3 separate regions of the Homo sapiens genome follow, and all the other regions are linked to region 1. The links are chromatin contacts, found by Hi-C or POLR2A ChIA-PET in ENCODE. All regions are on one chromosome and are shown on one strand. Each heading gives the region's core, a stretch centred on a gene start or an enhancer-like site at or near the end of the contact. The rest is flanking DNA. Distances are from core to core; before and after follow the strand shown. Region 1 overlaps TRIP12 (thyroid hormone receptor interactor 12). Region 2 overlaps FBXO36 (F-box protein 36). Region 3 overlaps FBXO36 (F-box protein 36).

Region 1 (3,099 bases), core at 184-2,683:
TGAACTCTGAATAGGACTTTGTGACCCTATTAAGTTTTATATAATCTGGTTTTGAAGATTAGAAGACATTCAATATCAGTATTTTTCTTTAACCTTTAGTTTTTATATTTTTTTCTGATTGAAGTCAAGTTGAAAACTCTGGCTCCTAATTTCTTTTACCTATTTGCCAGTTATGTTTTAGTCTTTTTGTGTATTATGTCAGTGTTGGTATTTAGGGATTTTGTAATGGTGGGGAGAAGGTTCTACTCCTGATTAAAACTGACTCCCTTTCATCTCTGTTATTATAAAGGTGTAATGCATCAAGTAAAACACTTAGCAGAATCAGAGTCTTTGTTGACAAGTCCACCAAAGGCATGTACGAATGGATCGGGATCCATGGGATCCACAACTTCAGTCAGCAGTGGGACAGCCACAGCTGCCACTCATGCTGCAGCTGACTTGGGATCACCCAGCTTGCAGCACAGCAGGGATGATTCTTTAGATCTCAGCCCTCAAGGGTAAGTAAGAATTGTGTTGTGATTTTTATTTCTTTGCTGTTAGCGCTGCTTTGGTACCTAAGAATCATATAGGGAGTAAAATGGTAACATATTAGCATATATATATTATATTTTTCCTTTTGTATTTTGTTAATGAGAATGGGAAGAAAACATTTATTGGAAACCTACTGTATTGGGCTGTGTTTAGGAACTGTAAGAGATTAGTTTTATTCCCACTGACATACAAGGAAACTAAAGTTCAGAGACATTTGTGACTTGCACGGTGTTACACACTTATGTTACTTGTAGGCTCTAACATTGTGGGATTTGAATTCTGGTTTCTGATTTCATAATCTTGTGACTATTTTTTGTGCTGCTGCATACATACGACCTCAGAGACATCCAGATATTAATACAGTTAAAAATACTGAAAATTAGAAGTCTTAGAATAAAGGCCAAAAAATACTGATTCCCCATTTATCTTTAATTGGCAACTGGGAGTTAAATACTTTGCTTTTAATAAGGGAAAATGAGAGTTCTTAAATTCTCTACTCCCATTTATTTATCAGCTTTTAATCTTTGTTATACCATGCTACTAAGAATGTTTCCAAAACTTCCATTGGTTTCCATTTTGTTGTGTTAGAAACAAATCACACTCTAAAAGTGTTTTTATTTCCTTGCTATTAGAAGCTTAATATTACTAGATGAGTGGTACCTGATGAACCAAATTCAGTTCTGAAATTCAGTATGTATTCACTTCAGTACTCTTTCTGGCTCCTTTTAAACTGAAAAGTAGATCATGCTAAAATATAGTAATAATAAGTGGGGTCCAAAAATTTAATCTTATAATCTGCAGGGTAGCATTGTCTTGTGCAGGCAGCCAACTCAGGTAGGAGAGGGGATGAGGGGAATTTGGTGCCACCTGGTGGCAGTTTTCTAGTCCAGCTTAAATATGAATTTTGGCAGTTTCAAGACTTCTGGCAGACTGAACTTCTGGCACAGTGGGTATTATTTTAGGAAACTGCTGAGTTTAACTGGCACCCATGTTGTTTGACCAGTCTGAGGAGATTGGGCTTGGAGAGTTCTGGGGACTCTTCCACATCCCTGATTCTGCAGTTGCTTTTGTCTGCCATTTTCCTTTCCAGCCTTGCTCTCTCCTTTACTTCCTTCCCAGCCCCATTCCTACCCACTAGCTGCTGCAGTAACATAAGTTATTGCAGGGTTTTACTGTAATGTAGGCATGGTGCCTGAGACATCATAGATACTCAGTAAATTACAGAGAGTGATACAGTTCAGACAATTGCAGTATTTCTTTCCCTTTAAAAATGTTTTCCTTTCTCCCTTTTTTCTTTTTCTTTTTTTCAAAAAGAGACACAGCATGGGGTCTTGCTCTGTTTCTCAGGCTAACCTCGAACTCCCGGGCTCAAGTGACCCTCCCTACCTTGGCCTCCGAAGTAGCTGGGACTACAGGCATGTGCTAGCATGCCCAGCTCAAATGCAGTATTTCTGAGCCATTTTAATTTAAGGAGTTGGAATTGATTATAGAGTCTAACAGTTGATTATGCCAAAGAAAGAGAAAATAACTTTTTTCTTAAAATATTTTTACATGGTTTTAAATAGTTTTAAGTGGTTCCATATTACAGCATGGTTGCAAATGAAAAATTCATGTTAATTTTTTTTAAATGAAAATTGTTTAATTACATTTTTCATCCTTTGAAAGTTCATTTTTCCTGATTGTCAAGCACATTTGAGCACATTATTAAGTATATTCCATAGAAATGTCAGGTGTTGGAAATTTTCCAATTTTTTTTCAGATTTTTCCAGTTTTATTTGGGCCACAGACCAACTAAACCACAACATTTTTCAGCCTTTTCATCTTATTTAGTTTTGTTATTCTAAAAATTTATTGCTGTTACAAACTATTTCTACTGTCGTTAGAACAGGCTACAGGTGTTTAATTTTGCAAATGATTCTAATTCAGAATAAATTACTCATACTACTCACTAGATTTGTATATAGGTTTAAAAAAACCAACTAAAATGTTCATAAATGCATTTATTTAGTATGTTATTGCCATTGTCACACTATGAAATTACTTTGGGTAGTATGTTAGAGGCAGATGAGTATTTTGACAACATGAACACTAAGGGTCATGTATATTTTACTCACGGCCATTTTGGTTATGGAAAAAGTGTGTTATGTGGATTTAACATTCTTTTTCAGGTTGGTGATTACCCGTTTATTTTTATTTTGCTCCTTTGTGTTGCATATTTGCTTTATGTACTTATATACTACTATTTAAAGTGGAACACATAGAAAATTGATCAGTCATCTTATCTGGCTTTATGTTTCATAGTTCAGTATAGTTAAACAGCTAGTTATTTTCTGAATAATCATTTGCTGTGTCTGCACACCTCTAGAACATGACTGGCACAGAATTGGCATTAAATAATCACTAAACAAGAACATACCTTGTTATGACAGTATTTTTTTTTTTTTTGAGATGGAGTCTCACTATCTCCCAGGCTGGAGTGCAGTGGCGCTATCTCGGCTCACTGCAAGCTCCGCCTCCCGGGTTCACGCCATTCTCCTGCCTCAGCCTCCTCAGTAGCTGAGACTACAG
Region 2 (3,164 bases), core at 464-2,963, 180 kb before region 1:
TATCTGGTGAGCCTAATGTCATCACAAAGTTCCTTATAAGGGAAAGACGAAGGCAGGAGAGTCATAGTCAGAGAAGGAGACATGACCACGGAGGCAAGGTGAGAGTGATGCCTCGTGAGAAAGACAAGACCTGCCATTGTTGGCTTTGCAGATAGAGGAAGGAGGCTGGGCACAGTGGCCCACGCATGTAATCCCAGCACTACGGGAGGCCAAGGCAGGCAGATTGCTTGAGCTCAGGAGTTTGAAAGCAGCCTGGACAACAGAGTGAAACCCCATCTCTACAAAAAATACAAAAAAATTAGCCAGGCATGGTGGCACATGCCTGTAGTCCCAGCTACTTAGGAGGCTGAGGTGGGAAGATCACTTGAGCCTGGGAGGTGGAAGTTGCAGTGAGCCAGGATGGCCCCACTCCACTCCAGCCTGGGCAACAGAGTGAGGCTAGGTCTCTCAAAAAAAAAAACAAAAACAAAACAAAAAACTCAAGTGTGTGGCACCTCACCCTGTCACTCTCTTGTTCCTGCTCCTGCCATGTAAGACACCTGCTCCCTCTTTGCCTTCCACCATGACTGGAAGCTTCTTGGGGCCTCCCCAAAAACAAGCTGCTATGCTTTCTGTACAGCCTGCAAAACCATGAGCCAATTAAACCTCCTTTCTTTATAAATTATCCATTCTCAGGTATTTCCTTATAGCAATGTGAGAACAGACTAATACAACAGCAAACCATAAGGACATGCTGGGAATTTTTTTTTTCTTTTCCTTTTTCTTTCTTTCTTTTTTTTTTTTTTTTGAGACAGGGTCTCATTCTGTCACCCAGGTTGGAGTATAGTGGCACAATCACAGCGCACTACAGCCTGGACCTCCCAGGCTCAGGTGATCCTTCCACCTCAGCCTCCTGAGTAACTGGGCAGGCAGGCACCACCACGCCCAGCCAATTTTTGTATTTTTTGTAGAAACAGGGTTTTGCCATGTTTGCCAGGTTGGTCTCGAACTCCTGGCTTCAAGTGATCCGCTTAAGCCTGGCAGGTGAAAGTTGCAGTGAGCGTGATCGTGCTACTGCACTCCAGCCTAGGCAGCAGAGTGAGATCCTGTCTCAAAAAAAAAAAATCTGTTCATATATCAGGTATTTTGTCTTGCTTTTCATTTTGTTAAAGTTTTTTTTAGAGATGGGGGGGTGGTCTCACTGTGTTACCCAGGCTGGTCTCAAACTTCTGGCCTCTAGTGATCCTCTCACTTCAGCCTCCCAAGTAGTTGGGATTACAGGCGTGAGCCACTGCGCCTGACTTTGTATCAGGCCATTGAATGCTCACCGTGGCTATATGGAGTAACCATTATCTCCAGTTAAGGATGAGGAAACTGACTCACAGAGGGGAGGAGCAATCAGCTGTGATCACACAGCGGGCTGGTGGCAGGACAGAGATTTCAACGCCAGCTTACTGAGTCCCAGTCTGTGCTACCATGAACCCTCCTCCTTCCTCTGAAGACAGAGGACTTCCTGAAGGATTCTCTAAGAAGGGGGTGTACAGAGACTACCAACACCATGGTTTGGAGTTTTCCCCTTAGAGACACAGGAGCCTTTGAACTTGCCGGGCTGATTTAATTTGGTATCACAGTGCTGCTGCTGGCGGGAAACCACCTGGCAGCCCCGAGACTGCAGCTCTGTAAACTACCATTTAAAAAGCCTGGTTAGTACATGCCTTGGCTGAATCCCTCAACTCTCCTGCTGTCCAGCAGGAACACAGCCAGCAGGGAGGCAGGCCTGCTGTCAGACTCATAAAATCTTCGCTATATTGCCTTTTCTCTTCCAGTATCAGAACCCCTCAAGTAGTTATCCTGAAGTGAATCCCCTCCCCCAGTATCTTATCAGGAGCTTGACCCCTCCCCCCAATCTCTTATCAAGGGCAGGGCTTGGAAGGTGCCTGGAGCAGGCAAGAGACTGGTGAGGTCTGCAAGTAAGCCAGCAATCAGAAGGCAGTGGGAGGCTTTTGACTCCCATCTCTGGCCCAAATCCCCATCTCCAGGTTTTTGTGGAAGACAATCAGAAAACCACATGGTCTCAAGGAACAATGCAGCATTAACTAGACACATAGCTCTGGGGAAGGTCCTACAGTGGTTAGAAAATAAAATGGAGGCAGGGCGCCGTGGCTCACATCTATAATCCCCGGCACTTTGGGAGGCCGAGGCAGCCAGATCACTTGAGGCCAGGAGTTCGAGACCAGCCTGGCCAACATGATGAAACCTCATCTCTACTAAAAATACAAAAATTAGCCAGGTGTGGTGGTGTGTGCCTGTAGTCCCAGCTATTCAGGGGCAGGGGCGGGGGCTCTGTGGCATGAGAACTGCTTAAACTTGGGAGGTGGAGGTTGCAGTGAGCTGAGATCGTGCCACTGCCGTCCACCCTAGGCGACAGAGCAAGACTCTGTCTCAAAAAAACAAAAAACAAAAAAAACGAATGTTAACTTGAAAATGAAATGTGTTTTATGGAAGTTTACTTTATAGTGAGCTGCATAGAAACATGTCTGGTCCACAGTTAAAGTTAGGCATGCCTGGGCTGACTGAAATTCAATCAAAAGTAAATAGTCTTCTGCCAATATGATTGTTCTTTTTTTTTTCTTCTAATCTCAGTCACATTTTCTTCTCTTTTTCATTATTTGACATGGTTGTTCTTAAGCCAACAATGAATTTTATAAATATTTGCCATAAAGGAGTTAATGATATTGCATACAGATAGTAAGACAGTGAACCACTCAATCCAGCAGACTTTTTTTTTTTTTAACTCCGCCTCCCGGGTTCAAGTGATTCTCCTGCCTCAGCTTCCCAAGTAGCTGGGATTACAGGCTTGCACAACCACACCCGGCTAATTTTTGTACTTTTAGTAGAGACAGGGTTTCACCATGTTGGCCAAGCTGGTCTCAAACACCTGACCTCAGGTGATCCACCTGCGTCTGCCTCCCAAAGTGCTGGGATTATAGGTATGAGCCACTGCACCCAGCCCAACTTTTAACTATTTAAGAAAGCAAAACAAAACAAAACCTTCCCTCTCTAAACAAAACAAAAAACAACAACAAACTATCACATTTATATATATATATACACACACATACATAAAACAAAACTATCACATACATATATATATATATACACACACACTATATATATTTATATGG
Region 3 (3,270 bases), core at 120-2,619, 200 kb before region 1:
AATAGTAACAATAACAAACAGAAGAGAAAGGAAATAAGTGAAATTCCCAGGAGTAGGCCCTGGAACCACGTGTCAGGTAGCACTGATCTTGAGCAGGAGAGGAGCAACTCCCTCCCTGAGGTAAAGAGGAAGGAGCTGGACTGGACACAAATAATTTGGTAATAAACTTGTCCCCCGGAATTTGAAAAGGAAGCCTTTTTTTCATTAATAAAGTAGTTAAATGAAAATAACTTATAAGGTTGGGCATGGTGGCTCATGCCTGCAATCCCAGCACTTTGGGAGGCCGAGGCAGGTGGATCACCTGAGGTCAGGAGTCCAAAACCAGCCTGGACAACATGGCGAAACCCCGTGTCTACTAAAAATACAAAAATTAGCCAGGCACAGTGGTGGGTGCCTGTAATCCCAGCTACTCGGGAGGCTGAGGCAGCAGAATTGCTTGAACCCAGGAGGCAGAGGTTGCAGTGAGCCGAGATGGTGCCATTGCACTCCAGCCTGGGCAACAGAGCGAGACTCTGTCTCAAAAGAAAAAAAAAGAAAAAAGAAAAAGAAAATAACTTATAAATGAAGTGTGTAACAGGTAAATGGAACAGAGATAAAACTTAGATTGACAACAGAAATAAGTGGTTTTCCTTCTTTCCCTGTGTGCAAATAAGAAAAAAAGTGGTTGGCTGGGTGCAGTGGCTCACGCCTGTAATCTCAACACTTTGGGAGGCTGAGGTAGGTGGATCACTTGAGGCCAGGAGTTCAAGACCAACCTGGCCAACATGGTGAAACCCAGTCTCTACTGAAAATGCAAAAATTAGCCAGGCATGGTGGCAAGCACCTGTAGTCCCACCCAGCTACTCAGGAGGCTGAGGCAGGAGAATCCCTTGAACCCAGGAGGTGGAGGTTGCATGAGCTGAGATCTCACCACTGAACTCCAGCCTGGGTGACCGAGCGAGACTCTGACTCAAAAAAAAAAAAAAAAAAAAAAGAAAAGTGGTTAATGTTATGCGGGGAGAATAAAAGCAGCAGCCCTGAGTCATGTTCCATCTTCTAATAATTCTGCTCTGTAAAGATGCTCAGGGCTGAAATCAGCAACCTAGAGAAGACCTACTTCAGAGCACTGGCTAAATTATGGAGAATGTTTTCAAGACTGCACTGAAATAATAGCAGGACACTAAGAGTGAAAGTAATAGTGGAAGTGAGTAAAACTTGGAGAGAAGGCAGCCGCTCAGCGTGAGAAATAACTACCAGAAGCCACTCACTTGCTGCTGTTTCCTATCAAATCCTTCCATTTACTTGCAGGAGCAGAAATTTACTGAAAGTAAATGGAAGGATTTGATAGAAAATCAAATCCAGGCCCTGCAACAGCGCAGAAACTTTTGCTAGATCCCCACTTGCATATTTTATTTACGTAGAATTCTCTTTTCATTTAAAGTATGAATAATCAGCTGCTGCTGCTTCTTTTTTTTTTTTTTTTTTTTTTTGAGACAGTCTCACTCTGTTGTCCAGGCTGCAGTGCAGTGGTGTGATCTTGGCTCACTGCAACCTCCACATCCTGAGTTCAAGCAGCAATCCTGCCTCAGCCTCCCAACTACCTGGGATTACAGGCCTGTGCCACCAGGCCCAGCTAATTTTTGTATTTTTAGTTGAGATGTGGTTTCCCTATGTTGGCCAGGCTGGTCTCAAACTCCTGACCTCAGGTGATCCACCCACCTCGGCCTCCCAAAGTGCTGGGATTACAGGTGTGAGCCACCGTGCCAGGCCCTAATAATCAGCTTCTTATCAGCACCAAGCACAAAATTTCAACTTTAGGATACTTATTTAATGGCAAAAATATATACAATAGTACTTGTTTTCAGCTTTCCATTTTTAGGTAGGAAAATCAAGTAAAAAATATATTTTGGGGAGCTAAATGATGAGAACTTATGAATACAAAGAAGGAAACAATAGATACTGGTGTCTACTTGAGGGTGGAGGGTGGGAGGAAGAGGAGGAGCAGAAAACATAACTATTGGGTATTGGGTTTAATAATTAACCTGGGTGATTAAATAATCTGTACAAAAAAACCCTGTGACATGAGTTTACCTGTGTAACAAACCTTCACATGTATGCCTGAACCCAAAATATAAGTTAAAAAATACATATATATACATATATATATTTGGACAGGAAGGTGGCTCACACCTGTAATCTCAGCACTTTGGGAGGCTGAGGTGGGAGGATCATTTGAGCCCAGGAGTTCAAGAGCAACCTGGGCAACACAATGAAATCCCACCTCTCTTTTAAAAATTAAATATGTGTGTGTGTGTATATATACACATACATATATATATATATATACATATATATATACACACACACACACTCTCAAAAGGAATATATTAAGTACTATAATACAGATTATATTACTTAAGGCCGGGCGCGGTGGCTCACACCTGTAATCCCAGCACTTTGGGAGGCCGAGGTGGGTGGATCACCTGAGGTCAGGAGTTTGAGATCAGCCTGGCCAACACGGGGAAACCCCGTCTGTACTAAAAATATAAAAATTAGCTGGGCATGATGGTGGGTGCCTGTAATCCCAGTTACTCGGGAAGCTGAGGCACAAGAATCACTTGAACCCAATAGGCGGAGGTTGCAGTCAGCGGAGATCATGCCATTGCACTCTGGCCTGGGCGACAGAGAAAGACTCTGTCTCAAAAAAAAAAAAAAAAAAAATTACATTACTTAAAATTATTTTTGGCCAGGCGCGGTGGCTCACGCTTGTAATCCCAGCACTTTGGGAGGCTGAGGCGGGCAGATCACAACGTCAGGAGATCGAGACCATCCTGGCTAACACGGTGAAACCCCGTCTCTACTAAAAATACAAAAAATTAGCCGGGTGTGGTGGCGGGCACCTGTAGTCCCAGCTACTCGGGAGGCTGAGGCAGGAGAATGGCGTGAACCTGGGAGGCAGAGCTTGTAGTAAGCCGAGATCGCGCCACTGCACTTCAGCCTGGGCGACAGACAGAGACTCGGTCTCAAAAAAAAAAAAAAAAAAAATTATGTTTTTTGAGACAGGGTTTTGTTCTGTTGTCCAGGCTGGGGTACAGTGGTATGAACACAACTCACTGTAACCTCAACGTCCTGGGCTCAAGTGATCCTCCTATTCAGCCTCCAGAGTAACTGGGACTACAGGGGCATGCCATGACACTCAGAAATTCTTTTTTTTTTTTTTTCTGAGACTGAGTTTCGCTCTTGTTGCCCAGGCTGGAGTGCAATGGCACGATCTTGGCTCACCACAACCTC

Evidence for each region. A loop is a pair of places that touch in the nucleus more often than their neighbours do. ChIA-PET counts read pairs that join two places held with the same protein, here RNA polymerase II (POLR2A). Pooled maps may share reads with other maps.
Region 2: a map of endothelial cell of umbilical vein shows a loop between it and region 1 (5-fold over the local background). The contact joins two enhancer-like sites. A Hi-C loop is called at or near these places in 1 of 168 maps with a recorded cell type or tissue (endothelial cell of umbilical vein) and 15 of 50 pooled maps. POLR2A ChIA-PET finds 5 or more read pairs at or near these places in 2 of 52 experiments (activated T-cell and activated naive CD4-positive, alpha-beta T cell).
Region 3: a loop to region 1 is called in a map of CD8-positive, alpha-beta T cell, with 2.9 times the contacts of the local background. The contact joins two enhancer-like sites. A Hi-C loop is called at or near these places in 8 of 168 maps with a recorded cell type or tissue (CD4-positive, alpha-beta T cell, CD4-positive, alpha-beta memory T cell, CD8-positive, alpha-beta T cell and 4 more), 14 of 37 single-sample maps with no recorded cell type and 15 of 50 pooled maps. POLR2A ChIA-PET finds 5 or more read pairs at or near these places in 1 of 52 experiments (activated T-cell).

What each region holds. Positions count from the first base shown.
Region 1 is chr2:229,799,650-229,802,748 of GRCh38, reverse strand. TRIP12 (thyroid hormone receptor interactor 12) reads left to right here. Exons shown (of 42, transcript NM_001348323.3): 21 at 290-497. Among named protein-coding and RNA genes, the nearest start is that of DNER, 87 kb to the right of the region's middle. Within about 2 kb of position 1,433, at least 4 of the 41 ENCODE cell types and tissues checked have a DNase peak (open chromatin) inside an H3K27ac peak, as active enhancers do.
Region 2 is chr2:229,979,325-229,982,488 of GRCh38, reverse strand. All of the region lies in intron 2 of FBXO36 (F-box protein 36), which reads right to left. Among named protein-coding and RNA genes, the nearest start is that of FBXO36, 58 kb to the right of the region's middle. Within about 2 kb of position 1,713, at least 13 of the 41 ENCODE cell types and tissues checked have a DNase peak (open chromatin) inside an H3K27ac peak, as active enhancers do.
Region 3 is chr2:229,998,555-230,001,824 of GRCh38, reverse strand. All of the region lies in intron 3 of FBXO36 (F-box protein 36), which reads right to left. Among named protein-coding and RNA genes, the nearest start is that of SLC16A14, 69 kb to the left of the region's middle. Within about 2 kb of position 1,369, at least 2 of the 41 ENCODE cell types and tissues checked have a DNase peak (open chromatin) inside an H3K27ac peak, as active enhancers do.